2 separate regions of the Homo sapiens genome follow, and region 2 is linked to region 1. The links are chromatin loops, found by intact Hi-C in ENCODE. Cell type or tissue: PC-3. All regions are shown on one strand. Each heading gives the region's core, and the rest is flanking DNA. Links, peaks and the distances in the headings are about the cores only. Region 1 has its middle 390 kb from the start of PRKD1. Region 2 overlaps LINC02326 (long intergenic non-protein coding RNA 2326).

Region 1 (15,946 bases), core at 3,737-11,736:
CATTTTAAAAGTTAAACCTATATGTATGACCTAGAAATTATACTTACATATAGATAACAAAACTTCACATTCATGAATTCCATAAACTGAAGTAGCTTTTATCATCTTCATTTTATTTATTTATTTATTTTTTGAGACTGAGTCTCACTGTGTCGCCCAGGCTAGAGTACAGTGGCACGATCTCGGCTCACTGCAACCTCTGCATCCCGGGTTCAAGAAATTCTCTGCCTCAGCCTCCCGAGTAGCTGGAATTACAGGCACTTGTCACCACGCTCGGCTAATTTTTGTATTTTTTTAGTAGAGACAGGGTTTCACCATCTTGGCCAGGCTCGTCTTGAACACCTGACCTCGTGATCCTACCGCCTTGGCCTCCCAAAGTGCTGGGATTACAGGCGTGAGCCACTGCGCCCAGCCTATATTTTTATATTTTTATAGCATTCACTTATAATTAAATAATTGAGTGCTATAATAGTGAAATATAAGGTTCTGGAAAAGTTGACCTATGTTTCAGGGTTATTGGAAAGTAATTGCCAGAAATAAAGCAGATGTATTAATCCTCTGATAGCCAAAAACCTGAGGAGATAACAAAGTGAATTGGTGATTCTTTCCAAATACTTTAATGTCCACACTAGTTCAAGTCACTGAATGAAAAATTTTCCTTCTAAAAGTCTAGCCATTTATAATACTATGCTCTTTCTATGAACATGTTCGTAGGTGTATCTTTCAGAGCTGCAGATCACAATGAATGACAAGAATAACTTTTAAAAGAATGTCAGGAATATATTAATAATACAAATATTATTTGACTCAACCATAAAAGCATAAACAAACTTTCTAATCATTATTATCCTGCATAAGTAATACAATAATATATGTATCATTCTAAAAACTTATTTTCTCTTTGAGGGAGCTCAAAATTTAGCTGAATTGTGAGGATTATTCAATGTGAGCATATTTGTGACTTAGCTCATTTTTTGTGAATACCTGAAGACACAGAACCAGGAATCAATAATGCGTAGAAAGGTATCCAGGTAACATTCCCAGAGGTATCATCAGCCTGATCTTCTAGGAGTTGAACCCCAGCGTTTAAAATTTTGGAACTTACTTATTTTCCTTTCACAAAGACAAAATTATTAATTCTGTTCACAGAAAGTTATTTCTCTTTTCCTTCCGCCATAAAACATCACAGTATGTTTATTTCATAAATCATTCTCTTTCTCCCCTTGCCTCAAACTTTGCCATTATCTCTAAGACCCCTTTGGAAACTAACTTAATAACTATTATTGATTTGGGTCCAGTGCAAACTATTCACTTAAGGGTGTTTCTACACTTTCTGAGCAGCAAGCAGCCAGATAACCATGGCCCATTCTGCAGATTTAATTTGAGTATCAACAGATCCAGATTTGGTAAGCATTTTTTTTTTCTTTTCTTACCAGACTCCAAGAGAGCCACAGGAAATAACTGGCACTGGCTGCTTGGCATATCCCTTTCCTCCATTTTGGTAATTTCTCTATAACCCTAAGAAAGGTATGTGAAAAGTCATTGCCTCTCAGTGTGTGTTTCAACACCACTGAATCAGGAACATCTCTGCATACAGGTGTTAAAAGAAGCTTCCACCTCATGACTAGCATAAAACTTAAACCAATGGTTGTTATTCAGCTGAAGACAGTATCAGTGTAAAGTGCCACCGATCTGGTCACTGTCTCTGGGAGGCTGCCAGAGCTTCTGCATTGGCTTCAGGGTGTCGTCTGTGAAGGAAGCCAATTAAGATCACAAGATAGTGGCGGGTAATAATAAACTTCTAATGATGTTCCTGACTGAAAAGAGGTAATTAAAATGTGTATATGGATGACCCCAGCTTCTGTCAGTTCAGTGTAGCTGTTATGCTGACAATGTCCATGTTTTGTTTAGGAAGAGGAGTTAGTGTTGTCTAAAAACAATGAAATAAGCAATTTAATAATATAGAAAGAATTGCTTTGGAAAGGCACACTAGTATCAATTTTGTCGCATCCCTGATAGGATTTAGCTGACTGCTGTCTCTTGACTCGTCGATATTTTTTTGTTTTGGTCCCTGGCTGTAACTTCTCCTTCCTCCATCTCCATTCTCCTGTTCCCCAACTCTACACTCCCACCCTCAATCCCCAACCCCAAAATGGGCTTTTTGGTTGTTACATTTCAGTAGGAGTCATTCTTATCTTCTGCAGGTGCTTCTTGAAATCAAAGACTTGTTTTGAAAAGAAAGGCAATTAATTAGATAGCAAAGGAAGCCAGTCCTCTTATCACCCGATCTGGTCATGGACATAGTGCTTCACACTTTTTCCATTCCCTAACCCCACAGCTCAAAGCTTTCCTGTACACCTGCTCTACTCAGCTCATCAATTTTCTGTGAGCCAGTTAAGTTCCTTTAAGCCTATCCACTGAGAGGTGGTGATAGTTCTCCAAGAAAAAGATCGAAAAAGAGAAACAGAATGCTCCTCCAGGCCTTTATCTTGATCACACTGTTTGTTTTCACATTGATGTCTGTAATGAAACAAAGAGGATTTAATCGTGTTAAACAAAAGCCTGTTGGTACCCAGAGGAAACTCATTTAACTCTACTTCAAGTCTTGGAGTTTCAGGTTTCTTGTCTTCCTCTCTGTCGATCCACCAGGCTGAGTTTCTTACCTGGGGCTTAAAATTGTGAGGTGTGAAACTCTTCTTTTGTTTTGACAGGTGCTCTTTGCTAAACATCAGCCTAGCCTTGATGGTGATAATACACAGAAGGGGGAAAATAACTTCAGAGAAGCTAATGACTGTACTTACTCAACTTTTACCTTTAATAGGTTTTGTTAGCTTCTCTCTTTGGAGTTCTTTAGTATAAAGTGGAAAAACAAATTGGGCTGATGGGAAGTGAGTGTGAAAAGATAGTGGTAGTTAAGAAGACCCTGGAACCACCTGCATTGTGGAACTCCAAGAAGGAAAGAAAGGTGAATGGGTTTGAGCTGCTCCTTCATCAAGGAGTTAGTTGGCAGGGCCTGCCATCATTAAGTCTTTGTTTTTTTAATGGTTTAATAGATTTAGGGGGTACAAGTGCAGTTACACGGATATGGGACATGGTGAGGTCAGGGCTTTTAGTGTAACCATCACCTGAATTGTGCACATTGTACCTATTAAGTAATTGTTCATCCACCTTCCCGTTATCCTTCCTTGTCTCCAGTATCTATCATTCCATTCTCTATGACAATGTGTATGCATTATTTAACTCCGACTTATAAGTGAGAACATACAGTATTTGACATTCTGTTTCTGGATTATTTCACATAAGATAATGGCCTCCAGGTCAATCCATGTTGCTTCAAAATACATGATTTCATTCTTTTTATGGCTGAGTAGTATTCCATGAGCATTATTATGTCTTTCTAGAGGAAGAACAGACTCTCAAGTGGCACTCATAACTTTACATTCGACCAAGGAGTCTTCAGGCATGATTCTAATGTTAGAATGCCAGACTAGTCATCAAGAGAGTGGGAGACTCCAAACTAATAGAACTTCTCTCTTATCCCCAGAAAGGGGTCTCTTTGGATAGAGAGAGAAGTCTCGAGGCCCCTCTCATTGGCTTGAAACCATCGTGATGTGTTCCTTTGCTGACTGCTCTTCTGCAGTGTTTCCAAAACAGCCTTCCTGCATCTATTGAAAGCACTGGTGTCCTTTATTCAATCTCTACCTGCTGTTACCTTTCTCTCTGTGCCTCCTAACCTTGACCTCATTCTGGTGAGGAGTGGGAAATCCTTTCTACAGACACTGACAATCAGTTATGCTGACCACGCACTGTGAAATAAAGACAGCTGACCCAAATTTTCAGGCGGTGTCAAATTGTGGTAGTTTTGAGCTTTGTCATCAGCCCAAAAAGTTCCATTGTGCCAAAATTAAGGAAAGAAAATTACCTTCTCTTTTTGCTTTATAAAAGCCCAATCTTTCTTCATCTTTGTTCAGACAGTGGTAATAGGAGTAGGGTATCGACTTCTCCCAGAAAAAAAAACTTAGTGCTTACAAAAATTTCCCGTGTAATTATTAGAGAGTTTGTATGGATCAGTGGTTGAAGGTGGGCCTAGAACACCTGAGTGATTTGGAGTAAATCTTGTTTGTGCTGCAGAGTTCTCAGGTTTAAAATGTATGTGCAAGAGCAACAAGATCATAGGATTCTTATACACAATTAATTAAAGTAGAAAGTGTAGAAGTCTCCTTAAGTCGTATGCTGTGCTCAATACATGTTAACCATCATTGTTTGCAAACTTCATAGTCAAGGCTGGCTGTTAATGCACTGAGCTTCATTGCCTTCATCGCCTTCATCATGTATTTCATCTACAAAGCACTGGTTTTACTTGTTTCCCAAAGGTTTGGGGAAGTAGCTTCTCTTTTCATTGGGTTTCCCAAAGGGTTTTGCCTCCAGTAGCCATTCCATCTTCTCAGCAAGAAAATCACTCTGATTTCTCCCATACACACTCTTATCTCTAAAATAACCGATTGGGCTATTTATTCTTTCTCTTTTCTCATTCAAGATCATAAAGAAGATGAAATTATATATTTGATTTCAGCCGTTTCTGGAAGATCAGAAGATTTCATCCTAGAACAGACCTAGAAGGCAGAGAAAACGAACAGGAAGCTGCAGTTCCCTTTTGCATCGTTATGGTCTTCACAATTTGGCACATCTCATGCCTGCGCTGGGAATCAGCGTCCTCAATCTTCCTTGTCTTTCTTCTTTCTCTGTAGCTAGTATACCACGAAAGTAGATTGCTCGTGAATGTTGCGTTTTGCTGCTGCCTCATATCTGGAGTTTCCGTCTTAGAGCGAAGGCTCATCTTTGATTCTGGGTCGTTTTTGTTGTTGTTGTTGTTGTTGTTTTGTTCGTTTGTTTGTTTGAGACAGAGTCTCACACTGTCGCCTGGGCTAGAGTGCAGTGGCGCGATCTCAGCTCACTGCAAGCTCCGCCTCCCGGCTTCAAGCGATTCTCCTGCCTCAGTCTCCAAGTAGCTGGGACTACAGGTGCTACAGATGTGTGCCACCACTCCCAGCTATTTTTTTTTTTTTTTTTTTTGTATTTTTAGTAGAGACGGGTTTTCACCGTGTTAGCCAGGATGGTCTCGATCTCCTGACCTCGTGATCCGCCCGCCTCGGCCTCTCAAAGTGCTGGGATTACAGGCGTGAGCCACTGCGCCTGGCCGACCCTGGGTAGTTTTTATACCAAAGCTTAGTTCGTTTCTTACAGTTTCCTGAAAGTTAATTATAACTGGCATCTTTTTAGAAGGTAACAACTATTTGTTAGAAGAGTGAAGTAGATGAGAAGGCTTAATTTTAAAAAGGGCTAATAACTTCGGTCATTACTCCTCAGCTATAAGAAAATAACAGAAAATAATAGGAAAACTGGCCGGGCGCGGTGGCTCATGTCCATAACCCCAGCACTTTGGGAGGCCTAGGTGGGCGGATCACCTGATGTCAGTTCAACACCAGCCTAGCCAACATGGCGAAACCCCGTCTCTACTAAAAGTCCAAACAGAAAAAAGAAAAAAAGAAAAAATTAGCCAGGTATGGTAGTGGGCGCCTGTAGTCCCAGCTACTCGGGAGGCTGAGGCAGGAGAATGGCGTGAACCCGGGAGGTGGAGGTTGCAGTGAGGGGAGATCGCGCCACTGCACTCCAGCCTGGCGACAGAGCGAGACTCTGTTTCAAAACAAATAATAATAATAATAATAATAATAATAATAATAATAATAATAGGAAAACTGCAAATCTGGCTAGCTGATTTCCTTCCTTCCTTCCTTCCTTCCTCACTCCCTTCCTTCCGTCCTCTCTTTCTTTTTCTTTCTTTTCTCTTCCTTCCTTCTTTCCTTCTCTTTCTCTTTCTTTCTTTTTATTTATTTCCATTTCTTTCTGAAACAGAGTCTCACTCTGTCACCAAGGCTGAAGTGCAATGGCGCAATCTTGGCTCCCTGCAACCTCTGCCTCCTGGGTTCAAGCGATTCTCCTGCCTCAGCCTCCCGAATAGCTGGGATTACAGGCGCCTGCCACCACGCCCAGCTAATTTTTGTATTTTTAGTAGAGACGGGGTTTCACCATGTTAGCCAAGCTGGTCTCAAACTCCTGACATAAAGTGATCCACCGCCTCGGCCTCCCAAAGTGCTGGGATTACAGGCATGAGCCACCACGCCCTGTCAAATCTGGCTGAATTCTTAAATCGAATGTAGTCATGTGTCACCTAACGACAGGGATGTTCTGAGAAGTGCGTCACTGGGTGATTTCATCCTTGTGGGAACATCATAGCTTGTACTCACCCGAATCTAGATGGTGTAGCCTAGGACACATCTAGGCTATATGAAATAGCCTATGTTACCGTACTGAATACAGTAAGAAATTGTAATGTAATGGTATTTTTTATCTAAACATACCTAAAAATAGAAAAGGTACAGTAAAAATATGATATTATAATCTTATGGGACCATTGTAGTATATGTGGTCAGTAGTTGACCAAGATGTCATTCATTAGATGGCACATAACTGTGCCAGGAATTAAGAAAGAGGAGACAAAAAGAAGAAGAAAGAAAAAGTGGTAACCCTGACTCTCGCCAAAACAGGATCACACTCATCCCTTGTAGACCCACTTTTTCATGATCTCGACATAATATCCTATATTTGCTTTAAAAATAACAATAATCACAAGAATAGTGGGGAGCGGGAGAAGAGAAGAGTGTGAAATTCAAACACCCATTATCTATTTTGAACAATTCAAATTGAATAGGCCTGAAATTGAAATGGGTATTGTGGCAGTAGTCTTAATGCAAACTTAATGTTTAAGTCCTTCTCAAACTGTTTTTAAAAAATCTCCAGCATTATTTCATCTCTGACAGCTGAAGCATTCAGAAAGACTATTTGTTTCTCTAACATCCTTTTATTGGGGGGTGGTGCTGGAAAATATATGGATCAGCCCATTTTATTCCTTTAAATGTAGTCTTGTTGTTTTTTATAATGGGATTTTAATGCAGATTTATAGGGGATTTTCTTGCAACAGTGATTCAAGCTAACTTGGTATTCACAAAATGAAGACTAATACAGAAAATTCTTTTTCTACTCTTTCTTCCCAAAATAAAAATTATTTGATTTGAAAACAGGAAGTTTTGACTTTGGTTTTTCTCTTTCCTACCCTGTCTGGACACAGTGAACTTGACTGGTATTTGAGGGTACAGAGGGCTGTAAAAAGTTCACATATGGCACACAAATTATTTTGTTAGGGTGCCATCTGCTGGTATCAAACAACCAGAGCATATTTTTTCTTAAAAATTAATTATTTTTTCTATTTAAACTAGACTTAGAAATTTGACTCAAATAACTTTTTGTCCTTTCTCATTTAGAATTATAGTATAGACTATTTTCAAATGGTTGTCTGATGCATAATTCTTAAACACTCCAATATGGTAATAAAATAAGGTATAACTTTATTCTTAATTTAGGAAAATGGAGGCACAAGGCATTGCTTTGACTTACTGGTTCCTGACCTGTTTGGATTCAAGTTTCTTTTCTTTTTTTTTTTTTTTTTTTAGTTTCTATGTCTCCTTTGACATTAAAAATTTTTTTTGTCAAATTTTCCCTACAGAAAAGCAATTTAATTGTTGTGTTTGTGATTACATTGGTTTCAACATGCTTTATTCATCCATTTGCTAAACTTGGTCTCTATGCCATAGCATAAGGTGCATGCACAATTTGTTGCTTTTTTATAAAGCTAGCTTATCAGCATAGCCTTTATCATTTGTGTTCTATATTAATGTTGATCCCTGGTCTTTTCCCCACCTGCCTCTATAAGTGGTAAGGAAAAGCAACTGTTCCCCTTTTTAAAAAAAACCTTTACCACCTACTAGTTATATGTCCTTGAGCAAGTCATTTACTTCCCTGTGGCTAAGTTTTCCTTATCTGTAAGTTGCAGATAATAGCAATCACCCCAGAGTATTAAGGAGTTATTCTGAGTGTTAAAGGAAATCACAGGTATAAAGTTTTAGAATAGTGTCATAACATAATAAACACACAATAATTGTTAACTGTTTTGTCACAGTTGTTATTTAAGCATGTCAAAGAATATTAATGAGAGAATCATAACTTTACAGTAACTCCTGGGATTCTTAGCCTCTTTAGACTGAGAGATACAAAATGAACGTGTGTGTGTGTGTGTGTTTATATTTTGCAGTAGAAGAGCACACTATTATTTTCCTTACCTTCCCTCTGTCCCATTCTATGAGTGCTTAATTGACATGAAATCTCAACTTCCTAAAATTTTGTATAAACCCTTCCATAATCTGACTGTGTACTTCTTGTCCTTTATTTCTCCATATTCTCTTTTTCAAATACTGTGTTTCAGCCATAATGAACTTCCCAATTGCCTGAGTGAATCATGCTTTCACTCTTCAGGCCATTGTACATGCTTTTATTTCTTCTGCCTGAAACACCTCTCCTCTCTACCTGGCTGCTGTGTCACCTGTCACTAGCTGATACCTTCTTTATCTCTCAGCTTCCATGTTAAGAAGTCTTCAGCCAGGCACAGTGGCTCACGCCTGTAATCCCAGCATGTTGGGAGGCCGAGGTGGGCAGATTACCTGAGGTCAGGAGTTCGAGACCAACCTGGCCAACGTGGTGAAACCCCGTCTGTACTAAAAATACAAAAATTAGCTGCAGGTGGCAGCAGCCTTTAATCTCAGCTACTCAGGAGGCTGAGACACCAGAATCCCTTGAACCTGGGAGGCGGAGGTTGCGGTGAGCCAAGATTGCACCATTGTACTCCAGCCTGGGCAACAAGAGCGAGACTCCTTCTCAGAAAAAAAAAAAAAGGAGGTCTTAACATATGGATAAGATAATCCCTTTCATGGGCTCCAGTAATATTCAGTACTCCATCTACTCCAGATTGGAAGGGGTAGGGTCTAGCTAATGGATCATTATACTCCTAGCTTCTAGATCATTATCTACTTAACAATTATAATGTAATAAAAATGTAAATGCATAATAATTAATTCAATAGATACAGGCTGAGTACAAACTTTCTGCTAGGTACTTTTCTAAGCCCTGAGCAAAACAGACAGAAATTCCTGACTCTATTGAGTTTAATTCACTCTATGTTTTTGCCTCAGTTTTTCTGTTTCTGTTCAAGGCCACAGAAGGAAAACCGACATGAGAGAGTGCAGCACCCTGGGGCTCACAAGGAGGGGAGCTGTTACTTTCCCTGCCTCTAGAGTCAAAGGGAAGAAGTAGCAAGGTGTTTGTCTGGGGAAGACCATTTAGTGGAAGCCCTGGCCCTCATTAAGGGGATTCAGTCTGCATGCAGTGTCCTCTAAGAGCGGGGACCCAGGAAATCAACTCAGACATCTCTTGCTTCTCCCTCCTTCCTTTTCCTGCTGTTTCCCTTAATGGGTTGAAGCCAACTGAAGCCAGAGGGCAGGAAGCCCAGGTAAAGTAGTCTACATAGCTCAGCCTCCTGCAGCCCAATATAGGGGTCAGGATCAGCAGAGTGGATCTGGAAGGACAAATGGAAAATATTCAGCACCAATTTTGATAAGAACTCTTAAGTTGTTTTCTTTTAGTTTCTGAATTATTTTGTAAATGAAGAGTATTTGTAGGGCCAGGTGCGGTGGCTCACGCCTGTAATCCCAGCACTTTGGGAGGCCGAGTCGGGCAGATCAGGAGATCGAGACCATCCTGGTAACACAGTGAAACCCCTCTCTACTAAAAATACAAAAAATTAGCCAGGTGTGGTGTCAGGCGTCTGTAGTGCCAGCTACTAGGGAGGCTGAGGCAGTAGAATGGCGTAAACCCAGGAGGTGGAGCTTGAACTGAGGCGAGATCATGCCACTGCACTCCAGCCTGGGCAATAGAGCAAGACTCCGTCTCAAAAATAAATAAATAAATAAAGTATTTGTTCAAATAATTGGCGTTGTGTGTGTGTGTGCTGCACCTGTGGGAAATTAGGGCTTATTTTTATAAACCCACCCCTTTTAAACAAATATTAATGTTCTGTATATTTGAAGGCTTTTTTTGGTCAAATGAGAGATTTAGGCAATCTAATATGAATGAAGAAATTTGTTCTAGATTGTGCCTTTGAGGCTCATTTCAGAACTTTTAAAGGAAAAAAAAAAAGATTTGAAATTCTGTGATTGTGGAAGAACTATTGGTGATGCCAATCGTTTCCATCATTTCTGAGGCCCTCCTGGAACTGCTGCAGATGCAGTCATGGGTCTGTGCTGTAGCTCATGGCCCGAGGAGTAGGCCAGGGGAAAGTAACATAGAAACAGAAAAAGGTTACTGAGGTCCCAGGGCTACCTTTGAAGAGATCAAGATGTCTTTTTAATGGTGGAGGTTCAATCTGAGTGTGTCTGAAATCCAAAAGCACAAAAATCAAGGACCTCGCATTAACCTCTGCATCATACCACCCATTTTTCTGTCATGGGCTGTATCATTTTCCGTGAAAATCTTATTAGAATTTTGCTTGACAAGGCTACTATAACATAAGATTTATGCTTTCACAGGAAGTACTATTTTCAGTCATTTATAACTCAGGTGGATACACTTGCTGTTAGGTAAACTTATTTTGAGAACGATTTAGTTCCTTCTTTCTGTAACCCCACCTTTACACTTCCCTGTCCCTAGTTTAAATGTTAATTAGTTTTTCTAATAGTTTGATACTTAACACCAATCATGTTCCACATTGTGGGGGTACCAGCTTAGATGACGTCTTTCCTTCTAGGGGTTAAAATACAAACATATTGAGAACAAATATGATATCTTATAAATTTGGTACTGTACATTTTTCTTAGAATTGTCTTGTTCATTTTTGAAATTAGATTCTCACAATATTCATTGTTGTGAGATTCTGACTCCTTTTAAAAATAAGAAAACAATGAATGTAAATGAGTTCCCAGAACAAATCAATGTATACATTGAGGATCTATGGCATGCACCCACTATCTGACAAATAAACAATGCTCATATGAATGGCCATATCTCTGATAGTTCTGACCTACTGTACCTTTGTTTTTTGAAGCTTTTAGGTTAAAATCTACTTGAGGGCCAAATCCTCACTCTCTAACTTTTTGTCTTTTCTCATTTAGAATCATAGTATAGACTATTTTCAAACGCCAGCACAGTGCCAGCAAATTGCGTGTAGAAAGTCAATAAATACATATAGGACAGATTTTTTTGCAGGGCTATTTAAGGATAACCAGGTCTCCAGAACTATTTTGAAATACTCTGTGATTCTAGCCTTAGCACACTACAATATTATGTTTTCAACTGCTAACAATGTACAAAGATGTAGGTCAATGGAGTATATTGAATGTTTTAGGAAACTTGGCCAGGGTTAGAACTCTCCATTTGATTAGATTTCTGGAAAGAGGATTCAAGTATGTTTAGCTCAATTGCACAAAAGAACATGTTTGCATTTCATATTTTAGCTAAAATTTTACCAAGAAATCAGACACTTTGTTCATCTTTAACAAATAACCTTTTTAAAGGTGACCCTGTGCAAGAGAGTTTGGTCTCTTCACAAACAAAATAATCTCCTGATAAAGAATTCAGGGTTGATAATGAATTCCTTTATACATGTAATTAATGAATAAGAAATCTAATATTCTGTAATAAATGAATAAGAATAATGATAGTGGTAGGGGGTGGGTGGAGGATGGAGGAGAGAGTGCTGACACATGAAATACTGACACCAAAAGCAGACACTACCAACTCTAGGCAACCCACAGCTTGATGAATTTATCCAATGGCAGAGATTTCCAAACCAAAGCAGAACCTTCCAGGGTTTGCCAGACTGTGAACCTCCACTGCTGGACTCAAACTTGTCCAGGCTGGAAATTGTCTTGTTATTGCTTCTCTAAGAATCCCCAGAGAACATGGGCTCTCTATAAATTTATCTTTTTCTTTTTCTTTTTCTTTTTTTTTTCCCTAGACAGAGTCTTTCTGTGTTGCACAGGCTGAAGTGCAATGGTGTGATCTCTGCTCACTGCAACTTCTGCCTCCCTGTTTCAAGTAATTCTCCCTGCCTCAGCCTCCAGAGTAGCTGGAATTGCAGGCACCCACCACCACGCCTGGCTAATTTTTGTATTTTTTAGTAGAGATAAGGTTTCACCATGTTGGCCAGGCTGTTCTTGAACTCCAGACCTCAAGTGATCCACCTGCCTCAGCCTCCCAAAGTGCTGGGATTACAGGCGTGAGACACTGTGCCTGGCCCTAAACTCATCTTTTATACAACAAAAAGAAAAGAATAAACACACCCTTTGGTCTTATCTTGGCTATAGCAAAACATACCAAGCAGAATTAAACTTTTGTTTATCTTCATACCCTCTGCAGAGAGTATATGACCTTTGTTACACATAACAGGTTTTCTCAAAACACCTCGAAAATGAATGCATGTATCTAGGCCTGTGTGTGTGTGTGTGTGTGTGTGTGTGTGTGTGTGTGTGTGTTTACAAAGATGAGAAATCCAGTTAAACTAGTTCAGGAAAAAATGCTTATTATAATAATATAATAAGCTCATCAAAATGGAGTACAACTAAGTCATATGCAACCTGAAACTAGGACAGAAACCTCTTCATTAATTGAAGCAGCTACTTGTCCATCTGTTTTGGCTTTTCATATTTGTTTATCTTTCCCCAACTCTCTTTCCTTCCCTTGCTACCTCCTTTCTCTATAATTCTCTCTCTCTCTTCTATATTCACCTATTGCTTAAGTTAAATGCTACGCTTCCTGAATATATATTGTCGTTTCCCACAGTTTGCAAATGTTTTGTCACTGATTTATGCCAAACCTCCTAAAGTATATCCCTAATTCTAATACTGTTGTAGCAGGACACAATTTTTTCCAGGTCCCAGAAACCTTCATTTTTCTATTAAAAAAAAATAGCTTTATTTCCAGACCCTGACTCATATTAATCCTTTATGGTGAAAGGTAATGACTCCAGCCCACCTCTGGGTTTATACTATACACACAAACAGAACAAGGGAGTCTCATACATTCCTAAATTATAATACCAAGGCAAGAACACAGTATCTGGAACTGGAAATTTGTAACCTTCAAGCTCAGTCTTCTACCCTACTTTTTTAGACCACTAAAAGTTGAAATATTTTCACTATCAAGGAATAAAACCATGCCAGGTCAAATAGGCACTGTTCTCCCAGCTCACCTCTGCTTCTCTACCACCTAGTGATTGCAGACTGCAAAGGGGATAAAAATTACTACTCTAGATTAACAATAATAATAATAATAAATCCTTCTTTAAATAGATATATAATCAGCTTTGAAGATTTTTCAAATATCGATCAAGTTCCCAAGTAAAGGGTCCTGCCTCATGGAGTGTTCAGAGAAAAATAATTGTGGATATTTTCAGTCATCTCTCAAAGGCTCTCAATTCTAACCAAGGCTCTTCCATCTCAAGTAACACAGACGCCAATCAAGGTAACATAAAAGAAAAAAAAATGATCATGGCACAGTGTTAATAAAGAAAAGATAATAAAATTGGAGAAGAACTCTCAAGAATCTTGTTTGAGATTAGCCTCATGGAGGAAGGAGACCAATCTGAAGCTACTCTCTCCTCTTTGAATGCACACAGGCTCTCTCATCTCTAAGTATCTTTCTCTCTTTCTATCCTGACTGTTCTGCTTCCCTCTGAGCCTATGCATCAATTGCACTGGGGATGACAGTGCAAAGATGAATAGGACAATGTCCCTGTCCTGTGAGCTTAGAGACCATCAGGGATAGGATGATAGATATACAAGGACAACTCAGCACCAGTTGCAATGTTGCAGAAGATACAGTGTTCTGCAGCGATGCAGAAGATAATGTTCTACAATGTTGCAGAAGATACAGGCGGTAGGGAAGACTAAAATGCAGGAATGGTCATCTCCATATGGGCAGAAGGCAATGAACGTTTTAATGGGTTTCAAGGGAGAGAGAATATTTACAGGAAGCCTTCAAGATAGCCAGGTATGGTACAAGGGAACCTAGAGAAATAGGCAAAATCCAGATCATGGATGTCCCCATGTGACATCCTAGGGAAAGCTAAGGGGACTCCACAATCTCATTAGGATCATGGTCATTCCAACAGCAATGTGAGAAATAATTTGTACCTAGGCTTAAATACAGATCATGAATCCTATGGTCCTGAATAGCACTGTCCAGACAGAGACAAGAAAGATGCAAATCCAGGAAACTGGGAGTCAAGGATAAGATGAATATAAAGAGGGGGAAGTAGGTTGCACTTAGTACTGTTAGTGACTGACCACAAAACCGCAGAATTCTAGGTAAGCTTAGCAGGTTGATCTCCTTAGTCCCAATCTTGTGATGGCCTCTCATGACTGACAAGGGTGAGTGCTGTCCAGGTCTTCCCATTTTCAGACCATGAGCCTCTCCTCTATTTTCTGCATCATGTCCAAGTCTCAACAGTCAGAAAAAATTCTGCCTGTACCTCATTCTCAGTTTATCTGCCATTTCTGCACCTCTCTGATCATTTTTACACTCCCTCAAATACCCCCACCCGGCTCTCTTTTACACTGTCTACCCTATGAATGCCTTAGTCCTGAATTCTAGCTACAAAGTTTCTTTCTTCCTTTTTTTTTTTTTTTTTTTTTTTTTGAGACAGAGTCTTGCTCTGTCCCCCAGGCTTGAGTGCATTGGTGTGATCTCTGATCACTGCAAGCTCCACCTCTCAGGTTCAAGTGATTCTCCTGCCTCAGCCTCCTGAGTAGCTGAGACTACAGGCGAATGCCACCAAGCCCGGCTAATTTTTTTTGTATTTTTAGTAGGGACGGCGTTTCACCATGTTGACCAGGCTGGTCTCGATCTCCTGACCTCGTGAGTTTCTTATCTTCAGTTGCTTGATGCCCATAGTTTGCAATAACCATAAGGGAGCATTGTGTGGGGAACCTGTAACTCCAGAATTTAGGTATGGCTCTCTTGATGTGTGGTTGTGTTATATTGAGGAAACCTCACATGTCTTCAGTTTTCATATCTGTACAGCAAGAGGCTTGCATTAGATAATGTTAGGAGAAATTATAGACATAAAAATGTCAAGAATTACCATCCACCTGGAATAGGGACCTGAAAATGCTTATTGAGGAAACATGTGGAAAAGAGGAATTTTGGAAGCAAAAAGACATGAATTTCAAGAGTGGTTCTATCACATTCTATATTTACTTCTTTGAACTTCTGTTTCTTCATTTGTAAGACGAAGCTAACAGCTATATTGCTGGGGTATTTTTGCGAATATGTGAGGTAAAGCACTGAGTAGCTCCCATGTGGTATGCAGCAGACAGATAACAAACAGCATCTATTGCTATTATTACTTGGAGTTAAATTCAATAAAAAAGAACATGTAAGTAAATTCTGATGAGCGAATTTATGACTCTAACAGTGTGTTTTCTTAGCTCTGAGTCTGTCATTCAGGACTTAATTTTTTTTATTAAGAAATAAACTGCTAAAACCATTTAACAATTACCCTCACTGTCCTAATGGCAGTAATATATAGTCTATAGTCATGCTTAATATACAACAAAAATCTACTTTAGCATTAAAAATCAGAAAAGGTGATAAAAACTCAATCTTAATTCTCCTATGTCCATTGGATAATAATTCATAAGAGTTGTGATCTAGGGTTTCTAAATAGCCACATATTTCTGTAACATTGTAAGCGGCGATGTTATTTTCTGTAAATTTCAAAAATAAAGTGTTTGTTTTGTATTATTTATAATAGCTACCTGATTTGAAGTGAGACCAGAGAAAGAAAAACAAACTTGTGTGCACTATAATTTGTTTTGAACAAGAACGTAGGATTTATTGAATGCTGTAATTTGACTTACTGCATATACAAATATCATTAGGAAACAATGAAAATTCACATACACCACTTTGTCATGTAACATTAAGGTAGCAACATGGCTAG
Region 2 (15,946 bases), core at 5,330-13,329, 520 kb before region 1:
TCCCAGTACTAGGACTTTTTGTCTCTGCATGGAAATCTGAATATATTTATATGTTGGAGTGACATCTCTACAGGAAGCCTAGAGACCTAACTGTTTGCTACATGTCACCAAAGTTAAAGTGTAAGTGTGGGTAAATTTCATTGCTTGTTTAGACCTTATAAATATAATTACTCACTGTTAGACAATAAGAAATAGAAAACACTCAAGTGGCTTCCTTATACCTGGGTGTGTTGATTTTGTTTTGTCAATGAGGGCTTTCATTAAGAGCCACTAAAGGTAAGCTTCTCTCAATTGATGTAGTGGTAACAATTTACTCTCTCCTGTCATAGTGAAGATAGAATGAAAAGAACCTGTCCTTCAATCTGTTTGTGGTAGAGATTTCTTTTTTTTTAAAGTATAAACATTGAATTCCTCTGCTTACTTGGAGATGGAAGGTCATTAACAGGGCACTTGAGCAGATAGGAATTACAGTCAATTGAGACGTTGAAACATCCTAAATGGCCTAATGCACCAACTAAGTGCTTCTTAAATTCCAAAACTTTTACTTGAGCACAGCAATCATGATTTTCCATTGCCTTTAGTAAATGTTGTTTTATATCATTTTATGCGAGGCAGCAACACAAATTTAAACCAGTGTGTTTATGTTTTCAGCTTAGTAACATTACTTTGTCAAGACGTAAATGTAAAATTTGATTATCAGTTAATTACGTATGGTTACTTATTAAAATTAACAGAAAAATTAATGGAAGGTAAGTTAGATGGTACTGCTAATGCCAATGCAATTTATTTCAAGATTCTATACTAATTTGAACTATTACTGCTATATGTGTGTTAAGTTTTGCGCACTCTCTCCCTATTTATATATATGTGTGTGTATATATATATATATATATATATGCACACACAAATACAGGGTATTTAGCAATCAAATGTATCTTAGGCCACATAACATGTAGTATATGAAAATAATGCATATGCAAGACATTTTTTAGTCTGGTCTGAATCTCCTTCTCTAGTGACATCCTATGCCACTTGCACATATTTATTATGTGATAATAAATAACCACAGCAGACACAATGAAGTACTAAGAAGACCTAAACTTTAGTCCTAGTGTTGTCATTTGTCATCAGTAGGATCAAGGTCACTTGAGTTTTCTTGCCTTAGCGTTCCACTAAGAGATGTCTCAATAATAATAATGAGAGTCTCAATAGATGACCTGCAAGATTATGTACAGCTCTAAACTTCTGTAGTATTATGTGTACTTATAAATTCCTAAAGCCATTTTTTTTTCATTTATGCACAAATCCCAGTTACTAAGGTAAATGAGTTAATAGTAAGTTGGGACAATTTTTACAATATGAATTAGAGAATGCAGGCTCTGTTAAAACAATAAAAGAGTGAGACAGGAAGAATGGCAAATTGTGAGAAAAGAATATTTAGTCTTCTAAAACAAACTCAGAAATTGAAGTGATATATGGTGATAGACAGCATAGTGGTAATTAGTTCAGTGCTATGAGGTACTTGAAAGTCTAGACTTTAGAAGGTGGAAGCTATCCGTGAACTAAGAAATAGGATGCCAGTGGTACAGGTGGAGACATCTTTCTGAGATCAGAGTTACAGGAAAAACAGGAAATGAGGTGGCAATTAAGTAATTGCTGCTGTCAAGACTATATTTTTTTTCAAGAAGACAGTCTAGGGCAAGGTCAAAGGTAAAGGTAAGGTTGAAAAATATAGGAATAAGATTTTTTTCCCTAGAAAAGTACATCTGAAAAAACCTCCATAGAGTTTATACAGGGGCAGCAATGCATACTTTGGAAACATACAAATTCTCAAACCTCACACTAGTAAATAATATGTTTTAGAATCACTTGTGAATACCTGCAATGGCCCCAGAATAGTACTAAGAAAACACCTTTTTCATCATGCTTTGGTACAAAGTATGCCAAATAATAAAATACAGTCCTTGAAATTATTAAATATGTGCTTACACAGTGGACTATTCAAAGCCATTACAGGCTGGTAAACAAGTAATAAATGATCAAAAGTCCATAACTACACATTTATGTAATTCACAGCTGTCACCTTCAATGGATTAAATAATGTGACTTCTCAACCATGGTCTTTTAACCAATATTTATAACAGCTTAAATAGATTTTTGAAAATCTAATTTTGAATAAATATTAATCTTTTGCAAAAGGTGCTAAAATTAATATTTAGCCACTGTTTGTAAAAGCATTTCAGTATTGAATACTGTTGTTGCAAAATATTCTTTTATTGCATATAAAATATTCTATTTAATGATTAAATTAATCATAAAATAAAATTTTAAAAATGCAGGAAGATCATCACTTTTAATGTGTTCATTAATATTCAGTTGGGATTTATTTAAAACAAAATTGTTTCTTCAGACATTGTAAACTTTATTCACTACCTGGCAGTAGGTGTAAAATAAGAATTTACTTGTCAAGAGGGAAAAGAACATTAGAGTGGGTATCTATCTTTAAGAATTTAAGAGGATGCATTTCCAGTCAAATTTTCAAGGGTGATTAAAGCATTTAAATCTTAGAGTATTTTTAACTATATTTAAGAAGTTTATTTTATCATTTCATTCTTAGAATTTGTGAATAAGTCTCATTACTCACATTTCATGACAGAGAGTCAAAAGATCAAGCTGCCTTCTTATAATTTAAAAAGTCTCCATTATTCCTCCAGTAGACAGTTGAACATTTTTTAATGCTCTCTCTGGGGGTAAAACAATTTTATTCATTGCGTTATCTCATCTGAAACTCTGTGTGGTAAAAGGTGGTACGAAAAGGATAAAATGTTGTGAGTCATTTTCAATGACCTCTTAACCATGCTGCCATTTTGCTTTGCTACCATTTCAGCTGCAATACTTGGTTATTGTTCTAGATTTTGGTTTTGCAGTACATAGCTCATGCCTTGAATGAACATAATAAAATGTAGAAAGCAATAAAGCATATCTGCCTGAACTACCTTTATCAGAGTAGTCCCTCTCTTTTTACTATAACTTTGCTATTTGGACTTTGCTATTTTAATCCTATATATAAAAACATAGGAAATGTTGTTTATTAAGTTAGAAAATGTTTTTAATTTCTAATAATTAGAACCCTTACCAATGGCAATATCATACAGCAAAAAACTTTGTTTCTATTTTAGGGAGGAAGTTAAGGCTATTCAGAATTATGTCAAGCACACATCCATTCTTTGAACAACTCCTTCCTTTCTCCTACTCTCTCAGATTCTTTCTCTAGTGGTTCCTTTCCCTCAGTTTAAAAATATTTTTCCTTCACTAAACTTTTCTCTTGCTCTAAAACTATTTCCTTTCATTCTTCTGACAAATTTTGTCCACTTTCTCTCTTCCTCTCAAAGACACTTACTGAGCAATTGGTTTCATACCAACTGTCTATGTTCCCATGTTCATTCTTCCATCCACTGCAACCTAGCTTCTGCTCCCATTTCTCTGCAGAGACTATTCTTGCTGAGCTCATTAGTGATTCAACCCAATGAACAGTTTAGTCCTTATCTTACCAGTCATTCCTGCAGTGAATATTAATGACTATGTTGTCTCTTGCAGATTTTCTGTTCTTTTATCTTTCATGGCATGATACTCACTTCTTCTTGTCCCCATTTTTCTTTCTTCTTCTGTCTCTCACACAATTTGACCCTTATGTAACCGCTATTTATCATTATATTGCTTTCTGTGAGATTTCATCCATTGTCATGATTTCAAGCATATCTAAACTATGTGTACCTGATTCCCAAGTCTCTACTTCAAGCTCAGACTTTCTTCCACAATTAGACTATATATTACCTTGGACAAATGTTCTACAAGAGCCTGAAACTCAACAAGTCCAAAATGAAACACTATCTTTACCCTAAATGGGCTCATGTTTTATATTCTCTGCCTGATTTGGCAAGATCAATTTCTATTTCACCACTATCACTAAAAGACTAATTCTTAACCTCTTTTAGTCTCTTTTCCTCTCTACACTCAATACCTCTAAGTACTCTTTTCATCAGTTTTAGATGCATATTTCTGCATGTTTTAACAACTCTGAAATCAGGATGTATCATAACAAGCCACAATCAAAGTATTGTTCCAGTTTGATTAGCAGATATTTTATTACCTATTTGTAACACAAAAAGACATATTGTGTCCTATGGTCCACTCCATGTGCCTTACATTAGGTGAAATCTAGTACTTCACATATATATCTCAATATCTCCACTTCATGTCTACTCCTCTAATTCAACAGTCCTTACATTGAAAATTATAGAACACTGATGAAATAAATTAAAGCACACAGAAATAAATAGAAAGATACCCCATGTTCAGGAATTGCAAGAATTAATATTGTAAAAATATCTATACCACCCAAAGTGATCTACAGATTAAATGCAATTCCTACCAAAATTCTCATGGTATTTTTCACAAAAGTAGAAAAATAATCCTAAAATCTTTATGGAAGCACAAAGCAACCTCAGATAGGCCAGACCAATTCTGAGCAAGATTCACAAAGCAGGAGCCATCACATTTCCTGATTTCAAAATGTATTACAGAGCTAAATAACCAAAACAGTGTGGCACTGGCATTAAAACAGACATCTAAAACAATGGAACAGAATATAGAGCCCAGAAATAAACCCACGCATATAGGGTCAACTGATTATTGACAGGGGTGCTAGGAATACACAATGGGGATAGAACAGTCTTCAATAAAAGGTGTTGGGAAAACTGGAAATCCATATGCAAAAGAATGAAATTGGACTCTTTTCTTACACCATACAAAATGTCAACTAAACATGGAGTGATAAACACTTAAAATGTAAGAGCTGAAACGGTAGAACTCCTAAAAGAAAACACAGGGGGAAAACACCTGGATTTTAAGTTTAGCAGATTACATCAAACTTTAAAGTTTCTCTACAGTAAAGAAAATAATCAATGAAATTAAAAGGCAACCTTGGAATGAGAGAAAATGTTTGCAATCTGAATATTGGATAAAGGGCTAATATTCAAAATATATAAGGAGCTCCAACAATGCAATAGCAAAAATAAGCAAACACACAAGAACCAAATAACCAGATAAGAAAATGGTAAAAGGACATGAATAGATATGCAAAGGACCAACAGATATATGGAAAGGTGCTCAATGTCACTAATCATCAGGGAAATGCAAATAAAAACCACAATGAGATATCACCTCACACCTGTTAGGATGGCTTTAATTAAAAAAAAATAGATGCTGGTGAGGATGTGGAAAAAGGGAACCCTTGGACACTGTTGGTGAGAATGTAAATTGGCATAGCCTCTATGGAAAACAGTAAGACTCATGCAGTTTCCTTGCATGTGGTTGGCCTTCTCTCTCAAACTTCCGTAATCACTCATTCCCCACTTCTTACCTACCTGCCTTGATGAGGTGATCTCTAAACTAGGACCTGTAGGATGTTAATTAGATTAAGAGAATAGCAAAGAATATTTTATACAATCTGACATGTGCAAAAATCCTGTGGCAGGAAGGATTGTAAAAAATGACCAGTGTAAGGTTGAAGTAGAAAGACAATGGGTATAAGCAGAGACTGGAAAGTAATATTGGCACCATAGAATGCAAAGCTTCATGGATCATATTATGGAGTTTTCCCCTTAACCTTAGGGCAATAGAAAACCACAGAAAAGTTTTAAATGTTGGGCACAGGAGGTTATATGGTGAGATATGCATTTTTTAAAAGTCCTTCTGTCTCAATTGGAGGGAAACTAGACTGAACACAGAAGATCAATTATGTTTCTTGCACAAATTAGGGGAAACAACATGGTGTATAGGAAGAACACAGAACCTAGAGTTGAGCAGACTTGAGATCAATCCAGATCCCAGCATTTCTATAACATTGTGAGGATATGTAAGAACATATAAAAAGCTTAACAAACATTAGTTCTCTTTCACCTCTCCCAAATTGGATTCTCCCCAACAAGGTGAGCAAATAACTATATGTTATGCAGAAAGCACATTCACTTTCAAATTTAAAACTTCACCCCAAGGCTTACATTTTTATATCTCAACATATTGTTTTTAATAGCTATAGTATTTCTTATCTTTATACTTTTTGCTTAACATAAAAAGTAAATTCCAGGCCTAAAACTTAATAAGTAGGTAGAGGTAAGCAGAGAAGATTACAATTTGGGCCAACCAGCATAAACTCTAACCCCTTAAACAATGCCTCCTTTTATGTACTGCACTTCATATGGGTATCAGAGTAGAACTGTGTAATGACAGCCCTAATAGCTACCAGTCGTAAAGAAACAACAGAGGAACAAATGTTGAGACTTGAAAGTTGGAAGGATCAATAGCTAGATAGCATTTGTTATATGAGAGCTGAAATTAGATCTTCAAAGAAATACTGCCGAAAGCAAAATTAATTAGGTAATTTAGTATACCTCCAAAATAACTTACTTTAAGATTTGAGTCCCAACATACACTATATATTTCTGTCACTACTAATCTCGTTTAAAGGATTTATCCAATCCAAACTTTGTTTATCTTCTGGCCATTTTATAGTTTAGGATACCCTCTCTAGTATAACTTTTATTAAATATCCTCTTTTTTGAGGATGTGTGTGTTTCAACTTCTCTGTGTAAGTTTCTTAAAGTCAGATAATATTTATCTTTTATCCCTAGCCTCTAGAAAATCATGTCGAACGTGGTGAATACTTACAGATATCAGTTGGCCAGGTAAACATGTCAATTAATTTGGAGAGTCTCTGTTTAAATACCATTCAAGTATTACCTCTTCTGAAAGTCCTTTACTATCTACTTTTATCTTTCTCTTTTTTTCTCCATGGTGTGTATTGTTTTCTGCATTTCTATTCATTGTGCACTTATCTGTTGCCTGTTTCCCTGACCAGAACATGTACTGCATGAGGGCAGGCACTTCGTATTCCTCTCATCTATATCCCCAGGGACTCACACAGAATAGATGCTCAAATATATTTGGTAAATGAATGAAATACAGATTTAGTGTTTTCTCAGTGTTAACTTTTCATATTTGTCAGTACTTGAAAATATGACAGCATTATTCTAGGAAATTGATATTATCTCATTATGATATATTAGGGCTCTCTAGAGAAAAAAAATATATAGTTTTTGTTATTTTTTCTTCAACTTTTAAGTTCAGAGGTACAGGTATAGGACATGCAGGTTTGTTACATATGTAAACAAGTGCCATGGTGGTTTGCTGCACAGACCAACCCATCACCTAGGTATTAAGCCCAGCAACCATTAGCTATTCTTCTTGATGCTCTCCCTCTCTCCACCCGACCCCCGCCTACAGGACCCAGTGTGTGTTGTTCCCTGCCATGTGTCCATGTGGTCTCATTATTCAGCTCCCACTTGTAAGTGAGAACATACCGTGTTTGGTTTTCTGTTCCTGCATTACTTTGCTGACCATAATCGCTTCCAGCTTCATCCATATCCCTACAAAGGACATAATAATCCATGGTGTATATGTGCTACCTTTTCTTTATCCAGTGTATCATTGATGGATATTTAAGTTGATTTCATGTCCGTGCTATTGTGAATTGTGCTGCAATGAAAATACACGTGCATGTATCTTTATAGCAGAATGATTCCTCTGGGTATGTACCCAGTAATGAATGACATTGCTGAGTCAATTTTTTCTGCCTCTAGGTCTTTGAGAAATCACCACACTGTCTTCCACAATGGTTGAACTAATTTACACTCCCACGAATGATGTAAAAGTGTTCTTTTTTCTCAGCAACTTCACCAGCATCTATAGTTTTTTGAATTTTTAATAATAGCTATTCTGACTGACATGAGATGGTATCTCATTGTGGTTTTGATTTGCATTTCTCTAATGATCAGTGATATTAAACTGTTTTTCATATGTTTATTGGCTGCATGTATGTCTTCTTTTGAGAAGTGTATGTTCATGTCCTCTGCTTGCTTTTTAATGGGGTTGTTTTTTTCTTGTAAATTTGTTTAAGTTCCTTATAGACTCTGGATATTAGACCTTTGTCAGATGGATAGATTGTGAAAATTTTCTTCCATTCTGTAGGTTGTCTGTTCACTCTGATGATAGTTTCTTTTGCTGTGGAAACAGTGTGTGTGTGTGTGTGTGTGTGTGTGTGTATATATATATATATATACACACACACACAGAGATGTATATATATATACATCTCTGTGTATATATATGTATGAATGTATATATATCACACATATACACACACAGTCTGTTGGTTCCCCCTTTCTCTCTCTTGAGGTAGATATACGGAAAGATTTAGATATATATCTCTATCTGTCCATCTAGAGACATTTATTTTAAGGAAATTATTTATGCATTTATGAGACCTGGAAAGTCTGAAATGTTCCGGACAGGCCCACACGCTGCTATTCTTGCAATTCCTTCTTCTTCCAAGGATCTCAGTCTTTTGTCTTAAAGCCTTCAACTGATTGGATGAGGCTCACCCACATTATGGGAGGTAATCTGCTTTACTCAAAATCAACTGATTTAAATACTAATCACATCTCATACCTTCAAAGAAACATCTAGCCTGGCATTTGGCCAAACAACTGAGCACTATAGCCTACCTAAGTTGACACATAAAATTAACCATCACATGGGAGAAGAAACCTAATATCTAAGTCTTCTTTCTATCCCCTGGATTGCCAACAGGGAGCCTAAAAACTGCTTGCACAGCTGCCGCCAGCAGAGGGCACCCTGAGGCACAGGTTTTGAGGGTCTTAAGTCTGTGCTCTACCTACTCTGCGTGGTCTGCAGCCCAACAGCACCTACACCACCTGGGACCTTGTTAGCGGTGCAGAATCTCAGGCCCCATCCCAGATCTAGTGAATTAGAAACTGCATGTTAACAAGGTCGCCACGGCATTACTATGCACGTTAAGCAACTGCAATGTTCTTCCCAGGAAATTCCAGACAAAGAAATCTATCTTAATATTCCACTCTCCATTTTGCATTATGGGCCACCACATAGGATAGAAAAGATACTTGTGCTGGTTGGCCTGTCTGCCTTTATTTAGGGAGAACACTTGGGCTCAATGAAAATCAGACGCATGAGAAGTAGGCATAGCCTTCACTTCAAGATAAGCCTTCAAGGAAGAAGCAGCCGGGTAGAAGGCCGACTGTGTTGCCTGTTGAAAGACAGGTTCTTGATATGAGTGCAACAGTTTCTAGCCACTGTGGCCTTGAAAAGTGTTTTTCCTTTGGATGTAGCTTCCTTATGTATATATTGGGACATTTGGATTAGCTCATAATCTTTAAACTGACTTCAAGCCCTGATATTCTGCTATTAGATGAAATAATATGCAGAAAAAAAAAACCTGTGAAAATGTGTGGTAAAAGGTAAGGTAATGATGAAGAGGACAACTGAATTTAGCTGCTGGGTGTTCTCATGGAAGAGGTAGCTTTTAACATATGGTATTATAGAATCACTGGTGTGCTTTGTTGCACAAGAAGAATTTCAAAGTCCCACAAAATGTCTACACATAAGATTTAACAAATTCTGAAATTTTATCTTTGAATTAAGAAAAAGTCAGTTTTTTAAACATATGCATACACTGATGAAGAGGCTTTTTTGAGAGACAATTTTTGCCTGGGTATAGATGGAGAGAGTATGCACACAGTTTGAATGAGATGGAAGAAGAATGAGAGTTTTTGGAGGAAATAAAATGGCTGAAAAATTAGATTTATATATATATATATACACATATATGTGTATATATATGTATATGTGTATATACGTGTATATACGTATATACGTGTATATATACGTGTATGTGTATATATGTATATGTGTATATATACGTATATGTATATATACATGTATATGTATATGTCTGTATATATGTATGTATGTCTACATACATATGTGTGTATATATGTATATACATATGTGTGTATATATACATATATACATATATACATGTGTGTATATATACATATATACATGTGTGTATATATACATATATACGTGTGTGTATATATACATATATACGTGTGTGTATATATACATATATACGTGTGTGTATATATACATATATACGTGTGTGTATATACATGTGTGTATATATACATGTGTGTATATATACATGTGTGTATATATACGTATATACATGTGTGTATATATACGTATATACGTGTGTATATATACGTATATACGTGTGTATATATACGTATATACATGTGTGTATATATACCTATATACATGTGTGTATATATACGTATATACGTACATGTGTGTATATATACGTATATACGTACATGTGTGTATATATACGTATATACGTACATGTGTGTATATATACGTATATACGTACATGTGTGTATATATACGTATATACGTACATGTGTGTATATATACGTATATACGTACATGTGTGTATATATACGTATATACGTACATGTGTGTATATACGTATATACGTATATGTATATACACTACATACATATATACATATATGTATATATGTATACATGTATGTATATATGTATATATACATATATGTATACACATGTATACACACAATGTGCACACATGCATACACATATATGTGTACATACACATGTATACACACGTATACACACATGTATACACACATATGTATACACACATATACGTATATGTATATATGTATACACACATGTATACAGATATGTATACATACATATATACGTATGTGTGTGTATATATATACATGTATATGTGTGTATGTATATGTGTGTATGTATATACATGTATATGTGTGTGTATATATATGAAAGAAGGTGCCAATCCAGGGTTTTGGGTTGAGTGCTTTGGGATACGCCACAATATAGGAATATGAGGTATGATGAGCAAGTGCTGGTCTCTAGAGTCTCAGAATTAACTGAAACCTAATTATTATATGATCTTAGGCCTGACTGTGATTGGAAACACTAGGATCTTCGATCGAGTTATTCTATGTAAATTTAACAAAATAAAGCTTCTAAGAAGGAACTGCACTAAAGATTTGATGGGTCATGAGATGAGGTGGTATAATTAATACATTCACCCAGGTGCATTGACTTCAGTGTGGGATTTCTTTCCTTCATCAACCACATTTATTCAATTAGCAAATCCCTTTTCTTCAAAATTGACCTTAATTCTCTCCTTAATTCTCTCTCTCTCTATGTTCCTCTATGTACAGGGCTACCTTAATGAGCAGCCAGGATGCCATCATCTCCGACCTGAATGACAATAACCTCCAAACCAGCCTTTGTATACTCCTTCCTGCTGCTCTGCAGTCCACTTCCACAGACCAGCCAACTGAATCTCCTTATAGGTAAAGCCCTGTCACACCTCTCCATTTTAAAATTTCCTATCAGACTTAGAATTCTAACTAAATTTGTTTCTGTGGCCAATCCTGTCTCTAATATCAGATTTCAATTTCCTGATCATTCAACATTTTATCAGACACATCGACCTCTGCCATTTGTCAAATACTAGATTCTTCTCTGCCCAAGAGTGTCTTCTTATGTAGGTATCTGCCCAAAACATCCTTTGCTGTTCTCCGTATGGTGGGCTACTTCTCACCTTCTAGGAAATATTGTGCTTTAAGCCATCAAATAATCTATTATTAGAAAGGATTTGAACTCACCATCCAACATGTCTTGAGTAAAAGGATAGACAACTATTTAATTCCAAATTTCCTTAGGCATATTCTGTTATTTATTTGGTTATCTTTGAAGTATAAGTCCAATATTTTCCTTTCTATGCACTCATTTCACTCATGAAAACTATAAATCAACAATGTTTTTGCGCTGTGTATTCATATGTACTGAGACTGCCATTTTCTCAAAGTACTCAGTGTATAAAAGCCAGGAATGCATACAAACTATTTAACAAGGAAAGAGGCTATTATGATTTTCAATCAACTGGCTGGATCCTTTGTTCTCTAAACACCTTTAAGTGACTTTTCTAAGAAAATTTTCCCACCCAAATTAGGGTAAGAGCTATGAATGTATAAAACAGGGAATGGGCATGGCAGAAGGAACCAGATTTACGTTGGTTTCACAGAAAGCCTTTCTGAGTGACATTTAAGCTTAGACCTAAAGTTTGAGAGGGAGTCAGCTAAGAAATAAGAAAAGGGAAGAGCATTTCAGACAGAGAAGAGCATGCCTAAAGATATTGAGGGAAGGAGTCTGGTATTTCCTAGGAGCTGAATGAGGAGGTGTGGGTGAAAAGCAGCAAACATAAGGGGTGGAGGAGACAGGGCTAGTAGATGAGAATAGGCAGGAGATAGATCTTTCAGTACTTGAGAGGACATGTTAGGAGACTTGGAGTTTATTTTAGCTGCCCTGGTTAGCCACTGGAAGTGTTAGGCAGGGAGTGACACGATCCTATTTGCTTTATAAGAATCTCACTATATTTACCCATATTCTACACAGATAAAAATATGTAAATTGATTTGCTCTGATCTTTCATCATGATTTACATGTTAAAGATTTCTGTGTTAGATATCAATTACTTCTGAAAACTAAAATTTCTTCTTTAATATTTAGTGAAGATCTTTGAGTGAAAGCAATACATGTAAACAGCTAGGGAAAATAAGGAAGAAAGTTACATTGTCACACTCAACATTTTAGACAAAACCATCTATGCTATCATTGTAGCACCTAAACAAGTCTAGACAGTTTCTATGTATTTCCAGATTTCTGTTTTTTGTTAATGTTTTAATATAATCATTTTCCTGTATTTAATAATTCTTCTTTTAACTAACACACTGCACAGCAATTTATTATATGGTTAGGTTATACATTACTGGGCAGTTAGGTTGTTTCTTTTTAAATTCTTTTGATTAAAAACATTTGGTGAGTAGTTTATTTATATATAGATATTTGACTATATTTCTAATTATTTTATTGGCTTAGATTCTCAGAAGTGGAATTATTGGGTTAAATACCACAGATGCTTTTAAAGACTTTGTTACGCTTGTGTTTGGGCATGCTTGTCATCCTATCCCAATACATGCACTGAACATTACATCTATTTCAAACCTTTAAAATTAGAAAGGTAGCTTTTGGCGTCTTCTAGAGGTTTTTTTATTGTTGTTTTAATTTTTATTTCTTCATTACCTTTGGTTTAAAAATTTTGTTTGTTAGTGATTTATACTACTTCTTTTCTAAATTATTCATGTCCTTTGAATATTCCTGTAAGGGGACTTATTAACATTTTGTTTGTTGATTTGTAAGTTCGTTATAAATATTTTCAGGTTCTTCTTTGGCTTGTTAATTTTGCTTGTAGGTTTTTGTGATTTGCAGATATATATTTTATATTTGAATGGAATCAGATCTAGAATTCTCCTTTATGAACATTGCTGTAAAGTCTAGAAAGTTTTTCTCCATCAAAATATTCAATGAGTTTTCATATCTATTTTCTTAGTTTTTTTGAACTATACAATTTAGACATAATCTTAGAATAATGTGTGATGTGATGATCAAAAATAAACATCTCAAGCAATTTTTTATTCAACAGATTCATAATGGCCATCAGCACAAAGATGTTTTATCTGCAGTCAACCAGTCATGTTTCATGATGGCATCAAAATGTGAGTACATTTTGTCTATGGGTTCCTGGAAATATGGTACTCTGGTGACCCCATAAAGAGCCAGTGTTTATTCTATAGGTTAGCACATATTCCCTTGGCAAAGACATCCACACAGAAGTGAGGTAGCAAGATCTCAAAGTGCAAAAGATAATGAAAGAACAAGACTTGTAGAACACAGCCTTGGATAATACTTAACAGGAGTGGATCAAAATATGAGGTCAATAAAAGATATTTAAAAAAGATTAGCAAGGAGAATGAAAATCAAGAGAATATGTTGTCATTATACAAAGGGAGAAATAAGAGCATGTAATCAACAGAGCCAAGTTAATGGTCATGGATGGTGCGCTTATCATATGATTAAAGAAAACAGCATCTGCCTTCATGGTGAAATATGCTTAAAAAGTGATTACATTTTTATTTTAAAAGGTTATATTTCATGTCTTCTTAAATAAAATCTTCTTATATAAAATATTTAACCTGGCTTTCAATATTGGGAAGAATTAGTGTGGGCGGAAGGAAGTTAAGTGGTGTTCTAAGGGAAAGATGGTGTATCCAAATGTGTACGTATACCCAGAATAGAGAATAGAATGAACACAGAACTAAACATGTTCTGTCTGTGGACTATAATTTTAATTTCAAACCCCCTTGAAAGGTCCATGAAAGAGAGACGTGCAGTGCGGACTTCAAATATATGACATGTGAACATTTATACATAAATATGTATTCATTTATTAGGACAATAAAGAATTTTATTTCTTTCTTTTTTCATAAATTATACTTTAAGTTCTGGGATACATGTGCAGAATGTGCAGGTTTGTTACATAGGTACACATGTGCCATGGTGGTTTGCTGCACCCATCAACCAGTCATCTATATCAGGTATTTCTCCTAATGCCATCCCTCCCCTTGCCCTTGACGCCCCCTGACAGGCCTTAGTGTGTGATGTTCCCCTCCCTGTGCCCATGTATTCACATTGTTCAACTCCCACTTATGAGTCAGAGCATGCGCTGTTCAGTTTTCTGTTCCTGTGTTAGTTTGCTGAGAATGATGGTTTCCAGTTTCATCCATATCCCTGCAAAGGACATGAACTCATTCTTTTATTTTTATGGCTGCATAGTATTCCATGGTGTATATGTGGCACATTTGCTTTATCCAGTCTGTCATTCATGGGCATTTGGGTTGGTTCCAAGTCTTTGCTATTGTAAATAGTGTTGCAGTAAATGTACATGTGCATGTGTCTTTATAGTAGAATAATTTATAATCCTCTGGGTATATACTCAGTAACGGGATTGCTGGGTCAAATGGTATTTCTGGTTCTAGATCCTCGAGGAATCACCACACTGTCTTCCTCAATGGATGAACTAATTTACACTCCCATCAACAGTGTAAAAGCGTTCCTGTTTCTCCACATATTCTCCAGCATCTGTTGTTTCGTGACTTTTTTTTTTTGCTTAATCTTTGTAATTTTTCAATTTGAAATTTCTTTTTTTATTATTATACTTTAAGTTCTAGGGTATATGTGCACAATGTGCAGGTTTGTTACATATGTATACATGTACCATGTTGGTGTGCTGCACCCATTAACTCGTCATTTACATAAGGTATATCTTCTAATGCTATCACTCCCCCCTCCCCCCACCCCACAACAGGCCCTGGTGTGTGATGCTTCCCATCCTGTGTACAAGTGTTCTCATTGTTCATTTCCCACCTACAAGTGAGAACATGCAGTGTTTGGTTTTCTGTCCTTGCGATAGTTTGCTCAGAAGGATGGTTTCCAGCTTCATCCATGTCCCTACAAAGGACATGAACTCATCCTTTTTAATGGCTGCATAGTATTCCATGGTGTATATGTGCCACATTTTCTTAATCCAGTCTATCATTGATGGAAATTTGGGTTGGTTCCAAGTCTTTGCTATTGTGAACATTGCCACAATAAATATATGTGTGCATGTGTCTTTATAGCAGCGTGATTTATAGTCCTTTGGGTATATACCCAGTATTGGGATGGCTGGGTCAAATGGTATTTCTAGTTCTAGATCCTTGAGGAATTTCCACACTGTCTTCCACAATGGTTGAACTAGTGTAAAAGTGTTCCTATTTCTCCACATCCTCTCCAGCACCTGTTGTTTCCTGACTTTAATAATCGCCATTCTAACTGGTGCAAGATGGTATCTCATTGTGGTTTTGATTTGCATTTCTCTGATGGCCAGTGATAATGAGCATTTTTTCATGTGTCTGTTGTCTGCATAAATGTCTTCTTTTGAGGAGTGTCTGTTCATATCCTTTTCCCACTTTTTGATGGTGTTGTTTGTTTTTTTCTTGTAAATT

Evidence for each region. Hi-C counts contacts between places; a loop is a spot of excess contacts. Peaks named below come from ENCODE experiments on the same cell type or tissue, not always from the same donor. Only the 100,000 strongest peaks of a DNase experiment are listed, where the experiment ranks them.
Region 2: a loop joins it to region 1, with 11 times the contacts of the local background. A loop is called at or near these places in 11 of 110 quality-filtered maps.

What each region holds. Positions count from the first base shown.
Region 1 is chr14:29,529,832-29,545,777 of GRCh38, forward strand. No RefSeq gene overlaps it. Among named protein-coding and RNA genes, the nearest start is that of PRKD1, 390 kb to the right of the region's middle. In PC-3, for the core only: a CTCF peak has its summit at 7,239 (motif pointing left); no DNase peak of the experiment used is centred there; H3K27me3 peaks cover 2,102 bases.
Region 2 is chr14:29,007,735-29,023,680 of GRCh38, forward strand. The region is part of intron 2 of LINC02326 (long intergenic non-protein coding RNA 2326); the gene reads right to left. It overlaps LOC107984685 (a long non-coding RNA gene), which reads left to right. Exons shown (of 11, transcript XR_007064101.1): 4 at 11,219-11,353; 5 at 13,546-13,618. Among named protein-coding and RNA genes, the nearest start is that of LINC02326, 49 kb to the right of the region's middle. In PC-3, for the core only: CTCF peaks have their summits at 8,749 (motif pointing right) and 8,967; no DNase peak of the experiment used is centred there.